Linked DNA regions of Homo sapiens: region 1 is linked to region 2. The links are chromatin contacts, found by Hi-C in ENCODE. All regions are on one chromosome and are shown on one strand. The core of a region is the stretch at or near the end of the contact, and the rest is flanking DNA. Distances in the headings are between cores, read along the strand shown. Region 1 overlaps MTHFD2L (methylenetetrahydrofolate dehydrogenase (NADP+ dependent) 2 like). Region 2 has its middle 31 kb from the start of RASSF6.

What was found. A loop is a pair of places that touch in the nucleus more often than their neighbours do. Pooled maps may share reads with other maps.
Region 1: a loop to region 2 is called in a pooled map of heart right ventricle, with 1.8 times the contacts of the local background. The contact joins two enhancer-like sites. A Hi-C loop is called at or near these places in 1 of 168 maps with a recorded cell type or tissue (MCF 10A), 1 of 37 single-sample maps with no recorded cell type and 1 of 50 pooled maps.

The regions. Positions count from the first base shown.
Region 1 is chr4:74,292,400-74,295,099 of GRCh38, reverse strand. All of the region lies in intron 7 of MTHFD2L (methylenetetrahydrofolate dehydrogenase (NADP+ dependent) 2 like), which reads right to left. All of the region lies in intron 2 of LOC105377276 (a long non-coding RNA gene), which reads left to right. Among named protein-coding and RNA genes, the nearest start is that of EPGN, 15 kb to the left of the region's middle. Within about 2 kb of position 1,344, at least 2 of the 41 ENCODE cell types and tissues checked have a DNase peak (open chromatin) inside an H3K27ac peak, as active enhancers do.
Region 2 is chr4:73,650,457-73,653,156 of GRCh38, reverse strand. No RefSeq gene overlaps it. Among named protein-coding and RNA genes, the nearest start is that of RASSF6, 31 kb to the right of the region's middle. Within about 2 kb of position 1,361, at least 2 of the 41 ENCODE cell types and tissues checked have a DNase peak (open chromatin) inside an H3K27ac peak, as active enhancers do.

The DNA.
Region 1 (2,700 bases), core at 95-2,594, 640 kb before region 2:
AAGAGTCTTTCATGAATAAACTTGGCTATTTACATATTTAGGAGTGATCATTTTTGTAATATGAAAAACTTGTGAGAAAAATGTATACTACTAAATAATTTTAGAAGAAAGTAGTGAAGGAGAAATTCATCTTGCATTTTCATGAAGTTTCAGGCTATTGCATCCCAGTAAATCATTACTCAAGAAATTCTTTTTCAGCCTGCCATGCATGTCTAATCTTCCGTGTTCTCTCTTCTCCCCTATGTGGCTGATGACTTTCCCCCCTATGTTATTGGCTTCAGATTTCTAAAAGGAAGAACTAAAACTTGGCTTGGCATCATTTACTTGATTCTAACTTGAAGACAACCATCTTTCAATGTCAGTATAAGAACAATAGGTACAGTGCAGAGGTTCTTTCATATTTAAAATTTGAGGTGATGATAGAGATGATGGAAGAAACTAATCATCCAGTTTATATGGACGCCTCCAAAAAAATCCAAGGGTGGCATAGATGACAGGGTGCATAAATTGTACTCATGAAGGATACCAATAGCAACATAAAGGACACTAAAATGCCCTTTAAAAACTTAAGTAAGAATAAAACAGAAAGTACGTGGTCATGAATCTTCTGGCACCATCAATCCATCCTTCATGACAGGGTGTCTCCAGCTGGTGTGTTCTGTCATTGCTTCATTTGGAAACTTTATGTTCCCAGGTTCCCAGGGCCAAGAATTGAACAATTCAGATTCTTATTTAAGATACTTTGTTGGAATACTCTCTAATTCCTTGGCAAATAGTAAATTTCTACTTCAGTACATTATATATACTCCAAAGGTCCCAAATAATGGCATTTCCAGATGTATCTAAGCAGAATTAATTTTGCTAGTATATTTTGGAAATTGTATATTCTGGCAAAGTTAAAGAATATATTTGTTCTCTATAAATTTATTTTTGGAGTGGAGAAAGAAGAACTGATGTCTCACGTTCCTATAGTATTGTGTTGTCTTTCTATTTTGTCTGTTTCACTGTCTCTTTTAAAGAAGTACTCTATGGCCCATGTCAGTTCTCCACAATGCTATAATTATTTTTTAAAGTCAACTCCCTCCCCCAAAAAGAAGAAGGATGATTCCTTATCTGTGGCAAGGCAGCAGAACAAAAATTTCTTGCTTCTCTCATGTGAATTTCATCCTCCTGGTATACATATGTAATTGTCTAAATTAAATGCTTGAAGTATTTTCCCATGCTTCTAAATGCAAGCCACTTAAGCGTGGCCTCTCAAACATCCACTCTAATGAAGGGGAGACAAGCTTCAGGAAAATGAAGTACAGGAATAACAACCAGAAAAACCTGAATGACATAGGACTGTAGAAATAGTATGACTCAGGAGATAATACAGAAAACACTCCACTTTCTCATATGGTTGATAGAAAAATGACACTTAAGAGCATGGTGAACCAGGGAGCAGAGGGCTCCTTAACAAGTTAGTAGCTTGCCATTGAACTTGGAAGGCAACCAGGAATCAAGTGCTCCGGAGGGAATTTACTATATTTCTTCTTACATTCATCTGGTTGCTGAATCTTGAGGTTTCCACAAGTTTTCTAAATATATTGAGATGTTCATTATCGTGGCATCCTGTGGTCAGTAATGAAATAGAGAGGATTATTGTCCTAATGTGGTAGAAATGTATTTACTTTGCAATTTGTATTTGTAGGGTGGCTAAGTTTTATTTTCCTTTACATTAAATTAAATCTGTATATATCTGGTCATCTGTATTATAGATGTAAACCATCATTCTCAGCAAACTAACACAAGAACAGAAAACCAAACACTGCATGCTCTCACTTATAAGTGGGAGTTGAACAATGAGAACACATGGACACAGGGAGGGGAACATCACACACTGGGGCCTGTCGGGGGTGGAGGGCAAGGGAAGGAATAGCATTAGGAGAAATACTTAATGTAGACAATGGGTTGATGGGTGCAGCCAACCACCATGACACTTGTATACCTATGTAACAAACCTGGACGTTCTGCACATGTACCCTAGAGCTTAAAGTATAATAATTTAAAAACCTATTCAAAAAACCATAAAAAACAAAATAAATACCACTCATACCACTTAGAAAAAAATACCACTCATACCACTTAGAAGACAATTAGTGGAACCAAATAGCATGTCAGTCACCTGGAGAAAGTTTGAGATTGCTTTCTGAAACCTGCACATTGTGCACATGTACCCTAAAACTTAAAGTATAATAATAATAAAATAAAATAAAAAAGATATTTCTACTAAAAAAAAATTGCTTTCTGTGAACTCCAGCTATGACCTATCAGTGAAACCTTCTTTCTGACCATGGATGCTGTCAGCTGTCATTGCCAGATTCCATTTCAGTAGGCAGGAGTAACAATACTGCTATGATATTTCTGGTAGTTCTATTAAGAGCTGGGAAAATTACTAAAAATATCTCCCTTTCATCATGTCTTTAAAAATACAAGATCATCATACACTCTTGTCATTGTCTCCAATCCTTTCCCTCCCCCACCCAATCCCTTTTGCCTGAAGTCACTGAATATTTGTATCAGAGTGGCAAATCTGTAAACTAGATAAAGCTTTCTGGAGTACTCTCCAAATCTCTTGGCAGGGCCTTAATCTCTGTAGTCTGAGATAGGAGCAGATAAAATCTCCCTTCCATAGGTATTTGTGTTTTAATATGGATCACT
Region 2 (2,700 bases), core at 112-2,611:
TTCCCTCCCTCTCTTCATCTGAGGAATTAATGAATTAGCTCAATCAATTATTTGGTACAGGTGCTTCTATGGAGTAATCACCACTACCAAGGGAGAGGAAATGTCAGTTCTCCTAGTTGCAGAAGCAAAGCTCAGCTGGGAAGGATGAGACTTCAGCTTACTGCCATGCATTCTTGTGTAGCCCTCACTCTCAGCCATGGCAGGGTCCCTGAATGTGAAGGCGAGCAGGCCAGCGCACAGGCACAGAGTTCAGCAGTGAAGGTGCAGAAGTGGTTTGTGTCAAGCCATAGAAAAGAGAAGCAGCAAACAGTGGTCAACACCCTATTCCAAAGTCTGGTTCCAGAACCAGCAACATCAGGATGCTCTGGTATATTTCCCCTTCCTCTCCTGGAAGCATGAGTGGAGTTTTCTCCAACATTTACTGTAAGAACCTGGTGGAGCTCCTAGAGTTAAAACTCACAGAAAGTGAGAACCTCCCCATGACTGTCCCCTACCCCAGATTTTTAACTCCCAGGCTTGTCCATGCTGAGCCTCCAGCAACTCATCAATGCAGTTCAGGTTTCCATACCCAGCACAGGTGCCCAAGGTGGTTTTCTACTAGTAGATTTCTGCTTAGGTAAGCTGTGATTCCCTGTGTCTGCCTATCTGTCTCTCAAATTTTGGGAGCAGCACTTTACTCTGTGACTTCACTTCTCTAAGAAGAGTTGTTGATTGTTCAGTTTGTTCAGATTTTTACCTGTTGTTAGGACAAAGTAACAAATTCTAAGCTCTTTACATGCCAGACCAGAAGCCAGACATCTCAATTTTATTTCTTAGATGCATAACAGATTTTTGACTGAAGAGAAGGAGTGCTAGAGGCAGAGGAGGGACCTTTCTTCTCCAGGAAGAACTCTCTGAGGCCTTGGACTTGAGCAGTATGATTTGGGCCTGGTAGCAATGTGCACAAGGGAAGCGGGAACCCTCTCCTCACTGATGTATGGACCACTTGGGCCTTTCCAGGGTTCACAGTTTTGAAAGCCTCAGGATAAAACACCTTTGTCTCAGACTTGGATATGAGCTTTTCCATAAAGAAACCCAACAGCAGAGGAATTGGTATGGCCTAAAATGTTGCAGATGGGGGGCAGGGAGAAGAATATGGGAGGACTGGGTTGAAATCTCCCAGGAGAATCTAGAAAACCTTAGAAGGGATTTTTCTGGGGACTGACTTCTCGTGCTATGTAGTTAAGGAACAAATGTCAGTGAAATATGGGGGTTACCATTAACCCCAGGTAGAGCCCACATTTCACTCATACATGAGTGTCAACATTTCCTTTTATAGGGGTTTCTAGGGAAATACAAATTATTAGAGCAAAGAAAGTTGGGAACATGACAAATGTCAGTGGTGGCCAAGAAAATGTGTTGAATTTGGCAATGTAGAGAGCCACAAATAGGACTCAAGTAGTAACATGTATGAAAATGAGAAATGGTTGATATGTGTGCTGGAACTGCAGCTTCAACAAAACTGAGCACAAGCTCCTGCAGCCTCAAGTTCTCCAACTTCATAAAAGAATGGCAAAAAAACAGATCCTCACAGTGACAGATTGACAGGAAACAAGGTGACCCTCTGGCTGTAAGGTTGCAATGGAAATGTGAGCTGTTTCGGATAACAGCTGATGTGGAGTTTGGAGAAGAGGTGCTAATGTGTCCGTTAATCCCTTCTTGTGTACCCAAAGGCAAAATTACTCAGAAACCTGAAGACTGGAAAAAAACTTGAGTTCTTACTCAGGAGAGCTCAGCCTTCTGCAAGCAAAGGTGGTCACGGGACCTTAGTCTGGACACAGGAAGCACAAGGAATACACTGGCTTCTCAACCCCCCTCCCTGCTATCTTCTGTAATTTCTCCTTAGGGCTTCATTTTGCTGGGGTGGGTGCCAGGGCCACGGGACAACTGGTAAAGTTGATGTGGATTGATGTTTACACATATCAGGAAAGGGAAGAAGAACTATCCCCAAAATAATCCTCTCCCACTCCTTTCCACCTCATGCACTAACTGTTATGAAACAACACTAGATCCTAGAAAGATGCTGTAGAAATTAAAACATGTTCTTCCTTTTGTCTGTTGTTTTAAATAACTATGGTATTTGAAAACTTACTAAATTCAAAGTCTTTTCAATTATACGACACCCTGAAAACATATCCTTCCTGACAAGATCATAAAAATCTTGTGTGCTTATATATATATATATATATATATATATATATATATATATATATACACATTATTTCTATTTATATATGTATATGGACATGTGGGTGTGCAAGTGTATATGTTGGAAGGAGGGAGGGCAAAACTGGCAGCCACTTCAGGCATCATAACACCAGCTAACACCTGCACACTTGCACATACTTACTCTGTGCCAGGAGCTGTTCTAAAGGCTTTACACATTTACTGTGTTTACTCATTTAATCCTCACAACAATTCTATGAAGTAGGTATTACTATATTCATCATTATCCCCATTCATCTGATTGGACAACTAAAATACAGAGAAGTCAAGAATGAAGAAGGGATTTGGTCTGAGGCTGTGAGTGCCGCAGTTCCTGGGCTACAGGCCCCTCTCCTTGGAGTCCATTTGAATGTCACCAGACAGGCAAGACTACCTGACTATGCAATTGAATTCAATTCCACTGATAATGCCAGAAAAAAATTCCTATATTAGCTT